Linked DNA regions of Homo sapiens: region 1 is linked to region 2. Evidence: read pairs that join two places in POLR2A ChIA-PET (ENCODE). Cell type or tissue: Caco-2. All regions are shown on one strand. Links, peaks and the distances in the headings refer to the core of each region. The heading gives the core; the rest is flanking DNA.

Region 1 (5,372 bases), core at 316-5,315, 50 kb before region 2:
GCAAATTCTACATCCTTATTCCAGTGTCAGAACTGCTGAGAATGTCCAACCTAGCTCCAATCACAACCCGGGGGCCCATGTCATCTGGCCCCTCCCCCTGCTTGCCTGGCGTTCCCTCTGCCGCAGCCATGCTGGGTGCCCCTCTGTTCCCCAATGACTGGCTCCCATCAGCTTTTTGGGGGACATGCATATTTCTTTAATTGAGATGAGCTTATATAATGTAAAATTCACACTTTTAAAGTGTGCGACTCCATGGCATTTAGTACATTCACAGTGTTGTGCAAGCACCACCTCTAGTTCATCCCCCTACAAGGAAACCCCCTACCCATTAGCAGTCAGTCCTCACTCTCCCCTTCCCCAGCCATAGGCAAGCACCAATCGGCCTGTCCTGGACATTTCATGAAAATGGAACTGTGCACCATGTCTCCTTTTGTGTCTGCTTCTTTTACTCAGTGTCACCCCTTCCATGCTCACCCACAAGGTGGCACGTCTCATCACTTTCTTCCTCTTTATGGCCAAGTAGTGTTCCACTGCATGGGTGCCCATTCTCCAAGAGCTGTGGTACATGGCTGGTCTGAGCTCATCCCAGCCCAGTGTCTCTTGGTGAAGGAGGAGTAAAGGCCAGTATCTGCTAGGCGCTGCCCTAGAGGGGCAGTGTATTAGTCTGTTTTCCTGCTGCTATTAAGGACATACCCAAGACTGGGTAATTTATAAAGGAAAGAGGTTTAATTGACTCACAGTTCTGCATGGCTGGGGAGGCCTCAGGAAACTTACAATCATGGCAGAAGGGGAAGCAAACACGTCCTTCCTCACATGGCGGCAGGAGAGAGAAATGCTGAGTAAAAGGGGGAAAAGCCCCTTATAAAACCATCAGATCTTGTGAAAATTCACTCACTATCATGAGAACAGCATGAAGGTAACCGCCCCCATGATTCAATTACTTCCCACTCGTTCCCTCCCACAACACATGGGGATTATGGGAACTACAATTCAAGATGAGATTTGGGTGGAGATGCAGCCAAACCATATCAGGCAGTAACTCACTAAGTCCTTGCTCAGCCCTGGGAGGCAGGTGCTGTCCCCATTCACAGACAGAAGCCACCATGGAGGGCCCAGGGCAGGACACAGGGCTGGGACAAGGCCCCAGGTGTCCTGGTCTGCAGTCTGTGGTCTTGCCCCTGAGCCAGGCTGGCTTCAACAAATGCCAGCTGGATGAAAGAATGACAGTGTCCTAAGACTGCTGGGGAGTCCAAACTGGTGGCTTCACTCTAGCATGTCACTTCTTCCCATAAATGACAGTGACACAGTTCATCAGTTCAGGTGACGCTTCAGACACTACTGCACAGACCGAGGGATGTAGAGGACAATGGCGAGGTGGGGACTCACGATCTGCATGACGGTCTTTCCCTTGACTGTCTGCCTCACCGAGAGTGCAGTCAGGCCATGAAGCTGCTTCGGCCCAACAGAGATGAGGATAGTCAAGTTCGTTAGCTATGCAGGGGCAGGAGATGTGGATAGTGCCTCTGGCTGGGGAAACACTGACAAAGGAGCCATGGCTCCAGGACCCTGGTCAGGGTGGTCCTCAGCTCTCACACTCTGCTTCCCACCCATGTTGAACAGGGCAGAGCTGACCTGGAGGGAAGACTGGCTTTGGGGCAGGTGAGGCAGGCACATGAAGTAGTGCTCATGACCAGGGATGGTTCCCACGAACACCTTCCTCCCTCCCACCCTCTATTATCCATTTTCCATCCATCTGCTCACCTAATCCATCTTCCCACATGAGTCAGTCCATCCATCGCTCTATCCATCCATTACTCCATCCATCCATCTGTCCTTCCATCCATCCTCTATCCTCCATCATTCAGTCCATCCATCACTCTATCCCTCTGTTCTTCCATTCATCCATTCATTATCTACCATCATCCATCTGCCATCATCCATCAGTCTAACCAGTCCATCCATTTATCCATCATCCATCCATCCATCCATCTGCCATCATCCATCAGTCCAACCATCAGTCCGTCCGTCCATCCATCCATCCATCCATCCATCCGTCCGTCCGTCCATCTATTCATCCATTCACCATCATCCATCAGTCTATTCATCTGTCTGTTCGTCCATCTCCCCGTCCTTCTGTCTGCTGGTGCATCTCATGTCTGTCAGGTTGCCTCTGTGAGGTCAAGTGTTGTGCTAGACGCTGGGGAATGAATAACTCCTGGCCCCGCCTTTAAGGGCTGCACAGTTGGGCAGGAGGATGGCCACCCAGGGGGACCGAGGCCAGCCCTGCAGCAGGGCCACCCAGCAGCACTGTGGGAAGTCCCTGTGCTCCACGGGGCAGGAGAGGTTCGGGTGGGCCATCCGCTGGCAGGGAGCTGGGCCCAGGCACTTGGGAAGCTTGGGAGCCTGAGAAGAAGGTGTCAGGGCCTGGTAAGCTGTGGGGGAAGCAGTGACTGGCCGGAGACCCCAGGAAAGGCACATAGCCCAGAATGGACATGTGGCTCACCCGAGGCTGGTTGACTGAGGGGGCTGCGTGGGGGCTGGGCCTGAAGCCAGACCAGCCCTACAGGGCCCAACTCTCTGCAGGTGCACACACTGTCGCCAAGGCACGTGGACACACCTGCACCCCCAGGCCCCAGCCACCGACAGCACCATGCCTGCCCCCTGGGGGCCCTCACCCTGGGCTGAAGCCCACCCAGGTCTGCTGGAGGCACCGACCCAGGAGACCTCCTTACCCTGGCCTCACTGCCCGGCTCTGTGCTGAGCCTGCCCTGTGTGGTCTGAGCGGAGCTCACAGTGCCAGGGGCTGGGCCAGCTGTAAGTGGCGGGGTGTGGCGGGCTCATCACGCTTGTTGTTTGTTAAAGTTCAACTCCGTTGGACCAAGCTGAGATGAGGCTTGGTCTAAAATAAAACCGGAGCTGCGTCAGTGTGTGGGCCGGCTCTGTAGGCTGGAGGCCACTCCACAGCCAGCAAAGTGTGGCTGTGCACCCCAGGGCTGTCCCCACCCAGGCTGGCGAGCTGTCCCCATGAGGCCCAGCTGTGGCCTCTGGTGAACCCGAGAGGCAGAATGGCCGGCCGATCCTGAGGCTGTGTCTGCACCCACATGGCTGCGGTGGGCACAGGGCCCACTCCCAGGGACCCGATTCCCACACTCAGTGTCTCCCATGAGCTCCTGGGCTTCAGGCTTGTGGCTCCCCTTCAGCTGGGGTCAGACACCTCAGGCTTGGCTCTCACTTCTTGAGCCAATGTCTTGGACATTTCGTGAAAATGGAACCGTGCACCGTGCCACCTTTTGTATCTGCTTCTTTCACTCAGTGTCACCCCTTCCATGCTCACCCACAAGGTGGCATGTCTCATCACTTTCTTCCTTTTTATGGCCAAGTAGTGTTCCACTGCATGGGTGCCCATTCTCCAAGAGCTGTGGTACATGGCTGGTCTGAGCTCATCCCAGCCCAGTGTCTCTTGGTGAAGGAGAGAACCATGGGGTGAGGACAGAGCAGAGGACCCTTCTTACTCCAGGAAATAAACAGCATTTTCTGAGCCGTGTTGAGTGTTGGGCTTTGTGTCGTACGTCAGCTAGAAGAGGGTTCCCCAGATGAGGCTGGGGAGGGGTGGGGGCACGGTCTGCCCATGCTCCTTTTGCTCCCTCAGGGCCTCCCAAACACTGAGATCCTAGTTTGAAAGGATCTGCCAAGTTCCCTGAGCGCCCCCCTCTCAGAGTCCCCTGCAGGGGTGTCCCCAACAGCCCCTCCAGAATTTAGGCCTGAGAAGCGGAGGAGGGAAACCTCCCCCCAGGATGCTCATTAGGAAAGAAGCCCCCAGGGCCAGCATGGCAGCCCCCAAAAGATATGTCCTAGTCCCCGGAACCTGTGAATATGACTTTATTTGGAAAAAGTCTTTGCAAATGTAATTATGTTTCTCAACAGAATATGACCCGGGATTTATGGTGGTTTAAAATCCAATGACACGTGTTCTCGTAAGAGACAGAAGAGGAGGAGACACACAGCTGGGAGAGGGCATGTGGAGATGAAGTCAGAGACAGGATGCAGCCAAGCCAAGGAACGCTGGGAGCCCCCAGAAGCTAGAAGTGGCAGGAGGCCTCCTCCCCGGAGTCTTGGGATGGCACGGGGCCCTGCCACACCTGGCTGCAGCCCTGTGAGGCTGCTGTCTGACTTCTGGCTCCCAGGACTGTAGGGGAACACATTCCCCTTGCTTGAAGCTGCCCCGTTTGTAGCCACTTGTGGCAAGCCCAGGCCACTCAAACACACCCAACAAAGTGAAGAAATAGGCGGCTGGGCCCTGGCTCAGTCCTGCAGAGGCACGAGTCAGCTCTGCGGAGGGGACCCTCGACATTCTGCTGGCAACAGGGACCGTGTGTGCGGGGCCAGGCCTGGTGTAGCCGACGTCAACCCTGCAGCAGGTCACAGAGGCCCGTGGGGGGTCTTCCAGGAGGCATTTTATGGGGCACGTGCCCTGAGGAACTCTCTGGCCAGTCACCTGCCCTAGCTGGATTTACATTGAGAGGGCAGCGAGAGACCCCATGAGTGTCACAAAACAGTGATCTCAAAGTAGCTCACTCACTTGCAGAGGGGCGTTACCCTTGAACACTCGTGACCATCCTGGGCCCAGCACACCCACGGGGCAGTAGCGAGCGGTGGAGATGAGGGGCAGAGACCAGTGGGGATTCAGGCGGTCACTGTCACCTCCCCAGCCTGAGGCCTGGGTAAGGCCAGAAAGCTGAGTCACCCCACCCGGGGGCTCCTGCAGCCCTGCCTGTGGACATAGCCAGCAGCCCACACGGAGTCCCCGGGCGCTGACCTCTTCCAAACAGCCTTGCCAGTCCTTCCCCCAGAATTAGCCGACAGTGACCCGGAGGGACCAGGGGATCTGAGGCCACCGCCTTTGTCCCGAGGGGCTTGGCCAAGGATGCACAGTGGAGTGGACACTGCTTGCCAGGCCTCTTGTGGACTGCACGCTAGGCCTCTGTGCCAGGCTCTGGATGGGGCAAAATCACAGGTGGCACATGGCTCATATGGTATTCTGGGGATGCGTCCTCCCCTGAGCCAGTGCTAAGGAGGTGGCTCCCACTGTCCCATGCAGTGTCCTGGCCCTTGGTCAGAGTAAAGCTCTGGTCAGGAGGAAGGAGCAGGATAACGTGGGGCTAACCTGTCTGCTGCAGGAAATGCATGGAGGAGGAGGTGGCTGTCACTCTTGCTCCGTCAGTGGTGGAGTCTGTGCTGGTTCCCTGGGGCTCTGCCTGCTCCAGGGGGAGATAAGATCCACCAGCCAGGGGGCAGAACAGCCCCCGGGGCAGAGCCTCCAGGGAACAGCCCCATTCCACACAGAGAAAGCACTGGGTGGGGCGGGAGGCACG
Region 2 (5,372 bases), core at 274-5,273:
TTTGTCCACCCAGTGGCCAGAACGATCCTCCGCAACCCAACAAGATCTCACCATCACCCCACGGTATAACGTCTGCGGGCTGCCCGCTCCTCACAGGTAAAAGCCAGCATGGCCCAGTGGCCCACAGGTTCCCACGGCCTGGCCCAGCCATGCCTCCCCTCTCTCCCTTGCCACTCTCTGCAGCTTGCTCAGCCCAGCTGCACAGCCCTCCTGCTTCCCTCTAACCTCTGGGCATGGCCTGACCACCGTGCATGACTCTGCAGCCACCGCGAGCATGCTCCTCAAGGTCTCATCCCCGGCCGACCCCCAGAGCCATTCAATTATCGGCCGTGATGGCTGCCTGTGACTCGGGTCTACCTGCCAGCGCTTTGGCTCCACTCTGCCCTTGGTTGGCCCCTGATGTGTCCCCAGCTCTGAGAGTGGGGCCTGGATCAAGGGCACACTTGCGGGTCTGGTGAGTCCGAAGGTAGGAGGTAGTTACTAAGCCAGGCATCCTGGCGCTCGAATCACATGCAGGGCTGAGTCTGTGTTCCGATCCCGTGTGACAGGCCTATCATCTGTGTCTTTTATTTTCTCTTTCTGATGCTCTGGCATCCAGGGTTTTGCTGACCCTGGAGGGATGGCCCCTCAAGAATCAGGCAATTCCTAGAGAAAGTAAACAGCTCACCTGAGAGCTGGATTTTCAAATGCTAACCAACTAAAACAGAGGCCACCCCACCCCTCCTCTATCCGGGTCCCATGCTCCCAGCCACTAACCCTGCCCCCATCACCCCAGGGCTGGGTACCGGACAGCCAGGGACAGGCCCTAGGCCCCAGAGCTCTGAAATGATTCCAGCTGCCAACGCTAAACCCACTTACACTGCCTACTTAGTCTGCTCCTTCCTGCAGAAATCATGGTAAAGCTCCTGTCCACATTTCCCCCCTCTCCCTCTGCCTCCTAATGGACCTTGTGCTTCCCTGAATGGCCCCCAAGGCATGGCCTCCCCTACCTCCTGGGAAGAGTGAGTTAGCAGCTGTCCCCCTGATCCGTTGGTCTCGCCATACCTGAATAATAATAAAACCTACATTTTAAAACACTGCGGTACACAGGACCTGCCTGACAAAGGATCCAGGAAAGCAAGTCCCTGAAGGCAATTGTTTTGTGTCATTCCACTACATGTTCTGAAAAGAGTGGCAGTGCTGGCACGGTCTGGTGCATGCTGGTGCCTGAGATCGTCAGCGGAGACGCAGAGGCCTAAGGGCTGGAGGACAAGCCCCTGAGCTCCGTGGCTACCACCCCAGGGGCTTGGATGCACTGGATTTTGTGTGTGGGGGCATGGTGAATACCGCCTCGCAGCCCCTCTGAGCTGGCACAGCTCAGGCCACAGCACGCCCACTCTGGCTCAAGGGAAATGGTGCCAGGCTCTGGGCCCTGGGAGACCGCCTGACTCGAGGGTGGGCTCCTGATCACAGGTGGTCCATCCACTGGCTGGCAGGGGCTAAAGCCAAGAGCTGATGCAAAGGGCACTGCCAATGGGGCAGGGATGACCAGTAGAGCCAGCTGGATGGGCTGATTTTTGAAGCAGAGAATTTGGGACCAGTGACAATAGAACAGACTGGCAGAGTGGGGCAGGGACAGCATGAGGGAGGAATGGGGAAGCAGCCAGTCGGTAAAGCTGCCCCAGGTCCTCACAGCTCTAAGTCCCAGGCCACACTGCCCTGCAATACTCTCCAATTTCACCTGGCATTTAACACAAATTGACCAGAATCATTCCCTGTTCTTTGTTCCTAATAAGGACAGGCTTGCTTTTATCCAGACATCCATTCATCCATCCACCCGCCCACCCACTCATTCATTCATCCATGTATTCACCCATCCATCCATCTCTCTTTTCATGTATCCATCTACCCATCTATCCCTCCATCCATTCATCCACCCACCCCACTACCCACTCATCTATCCATTTGCCTACCCATTCACCCACTCATTCGTCCATCCAACTAGCCATCCATCCATCCATCCATCCATGCATTCACCCATCCTCTATCCATCCATCCACTTAACTACCCAACCACTCATCTATCCATTTGCTCACCCACCCACCCACCCACCCATGCATTTGTCCATCCAATTAGCCATCCATCCATCCATGCATCCACCCATCCTCCCCCCATCCATCCATCCACCCATCCTTCATCCATTCCTCCATCCATCCATCCATCCAACAGCTATCTGAACTGTTTAATGACAACCTCCCATAGGGAGACAGCTGGGAAAAAGACCGATTCAACCCTGACCTTGTGGAGTTTGCAACCTGCAAGTGACAACTGAACAAGTAGCCACGAGTGTGGTGAAGTTTCTTGGAGAATCGCACAGGTGCCTGCCCTGGGTTGTGTAACATGGTGGAGGCTATTCTAATTAGGGGGAAGGTCAGGGAAGGCTTCTCTAGGATGTAACTGTCAGGACTGAATGTCGCCCAGGAGTCAGCAAGGGAGAGAGGAGTGCTTGAGGAAAGAGAGCTGTGAGGTGGGCAGTGGGGGCAGATCAGGAAGATGGGAATGGGGTGCCTCCTCAGGGACCCTCTGGAAGAATCTTTAAAAGCTGGGCACAAGGATCACTTGCGCCTTAGAAGGCTTGCTGGGGGCAGGAGGGGCAGGTGCGAATGAGGGAGGTTCTGGGGCCGGGGTCACCTATTGGCTTCTCTTAAGGCGTGGCCGGGGCTAGTGGCAAGGAGGGCCCCAAGGTGCTGCATAGCTTGTCACTCAGAGCTGGGCAGCCTGGACACACTACTCTTCACAGAGACCTCGGAAGCTAACTCCGAGGCGGCCCCTGCATGGCTGGCCAAGGGGCACATGCTGGGACGCAGACTCTCAGTACAGATCGCCAGCCTCTGGCACCGTTGCTGTGGAAACCAACTGGCAATGAGAAATTTAGCAATTTGAAAAAAGCATTTCCTTCCCTTATTTATATCTCTTGACCCTTATCCTAGGGGAATGGCGAGGGAAGCACGGCTCGCAGCTGGAGCCGGGAGTGGGCAGGTGTCTCGAGGGTACCGCTCCCCGGAACGGGGAAGGACACCAGTACCTCACCCCCCCAGAGTGGGCAGAGCCTAGAGACGCCATCCCAGAATACGTCACTCCTGGGAAAGATGAAAATAATGCAGAAAAGGCAAAGTCTCCCTCTTCCCTCCCCCACCTCACTCCTCTCCCAGAGACGACCTCAAACGTCACTCCGAAGATTGTTATTCGAGGTCATTCTCCATGCACCGCTGGGCACATGCAGGAATACAGACACATGCCAGTGCTCTTGTTGAACAAAATGGGGTCACACTCTAGCCCATGGCTCCTCTGCAGCCCACTCCCTTTGCTGAGGGCCTGTGTTGCTCTCCCGACCACAACACTAGGGTTGTTGCGTCACTTCCACTGCCGTACAGAGTTCCACGGCGAGCTGGGCCGGGCTTTATGAAAGCAGTTCTCTCAGATGTCCAGGGATGCCACGCCACATGAATCACCAAGAAATGAAGCAATGCACTTGCCAGTCCCTCCTCTAAATGCTTTCTCTAAAGGCAGCCTGGCCAACAGGACCCCTAACTAGACAGGCCCTAATGGGGCAGAGGGGAGAAGCGGGGAGAGCGATCTGGAGAAAGGAGCCTGTCGCGGCACCACGGGTACATCTGTAAACATGAGAGTCAGGGAAAAACGAAATTGGTCTGGGGCATTCTACGCAGCCATCAAAGGCATGGATGACAGTGCTTACCGACAGGAAAAAATATTCCCCACATGTTCAGAAAAAAAGGGTAGGTTACAAAATGGTATGGAACAGCGAGTCCGACATTCAGAGAAAAGGTATAAAAAAGATGCAGAGGCATATCTTGTTTTATTACCCCTTGCTTTATTGTGCTTTGGGGATACTGCATTTGTTACAAACTGAAGGTTTATGGCAACCCATTGTTGAGCACGTCCAGTTTTTTTTTTTTTTTTTTTTTTAAGAGATGGGGTCTTGCTCTGTCACCCAGGCTGGAGTACAGTGGCGAGATCACAGCTCACTGCAGCCTCAAACTCTTGGCCTCAAGTGAACCTCCCACCTTGGCCTCCCCAAGTGCTGGGATTCTGGGTGTGAGCCACTGTGCCTGGCCTGAGGCAAGTAAATCTGTTGGTGCCATTTTTCCAATAGCATGTGCTCACTTCATGTCTCTGTGTCACATTTTGACAATTCTTGTAACATTTCAAACTTTTTCAGTATTATGATATCTGTCATGGTGATCTGAGATGACTGATCTTTGATGCTTCTATTGTAATTGTTTTGGGGTGCCATGAACTGTACCCATATAAGACAGAGAAATTAACTGATAAATGTTGTGTGTTCTGACTGATCTATCAACTGGCTGGTCCATCGTCTCTTCCCATCTCCTTGGGCCTCCCTATTCCCTGAGACACAACAATATAGAAATTAGGCTGATTATAGCTCTTATTTCACATGCCAAGGGAATAAAAAAAGAAATAAGGCCAATTAATGATCACACAATGGCCTCTAACTGCTCAAGTGAAAGGAAGAGTCACTCATCTTTCACTTTGGATCAAAAACTAGAAATGATTAGGCTTAGTGAGGAAGGCATGTCAAAAGCTGAGATAGGCTGAAAGCTGAGACAGTCCTCTTGCACCAGTTTAGCCAAGCTGTGAATACAAAGAAAAAGCTCTTGAAAGAAATTAAAAGTGTTACTGCAGTGAACACACAACTGATAAGAAACTGGAACAACCATATCACTGATATGGAGAAAGTTTTAACTGGTTTGGATAGAAAATCAAATTGTCCACAACATTCCCTTAAGCCAAAGCCTAATCTAGAGCAAGGCCCTAACTCTCTGCAATTCTATGAAGACTGAAGAGCTGAGGAAGTTGCAGGAAAAAAGTTGGAAGCTAGCAACTTCCATCAAGTTTAAGAAAAGAAGCTGTGTTCTGTAACGTAAACACGCAAGGCAAAGTAGCAAGTCTTGATGGAGAAGCTGCAGCAAGTTCTCCAGAGGATCTAGTTAACTTCATTGATGAAGGTGGCTACACTAAACAACAGATTTTCAATTGAGACAAGACATCCTTCTTTTTTTGAGATGGAGTCGCGCTCTGTCGCCCAGGCTGGAGTGCAGTGGTGCGGTCTCAGCTCACTGCAAGCTCCGCCTCCCGGGTTCATGCCATTCTCCTGCCTCAGCCTCCCGAGTAGCTGGGACTACAGGCGCCCGCCACCACACCCACATAATTTTTTGTATTTTTAGTAGAGACGGGGTTTCACTGTGTTAGCCAGGATGGTCTCGATCTCCTGACCTCATGACCCTTCCACCTCGGCCTCCCAAAGTGCTGGGATTACAGGCGTGAGCCACTGCGCCCGGCCAAGACAGCCT

Evidence for each region. ChIA-PET counts read pairs that join two places held together with the same protein. Peaks named below come from ENCODE experiments on the same cell type or tissue, not always from the same donor. Only the 100,000 strongest peaks of a DNase experiment are listed, where the experiment ranks them.
Region 1: POLR2A ChIA-PET joins it to region 2 with 7 read pairs; 2 of 35 experiments call an interaction of 5 or more read pairs at or near these places.

The regions. Positions count from the first base shown.
Region 1 is chr11:70,533,443-70,538,814 of GRCh38, forward strand. All of the region lies in intron 17 of SHANK2 (SH3 and multiple ankyrin repeat domains 2), which reads right to left. Among named protein-coding and RNA genes, the nearest start is that of SHANK2-AS1, 90 kb to the right of the region's middle. RefSeq lists an enhancer at 5,074-5,372. In Caco-2, for the core only: no CTCF peak of the experiment used is centred there; a DNase peak (open chromatin) is centred at 2,519.
Region 2 is chr11:70,583,755-70,589,126 of GRCh38, forward strand. The region is part of intron 17 of SHANK2 (SH3 and multiple ankyrin repeat domains 2); the gene reads right to left. Among named protein-coding and RNA genes, the nearest start is that of SHANK2-AS1, 40 kb to the right of the region's middle. RefSeq lists enhancers at 1-364, 916-1,456. In Caco-2, for the core only: no CTCF peak of the experiment used is centred there; no DNase peak of the experiment used is centred there.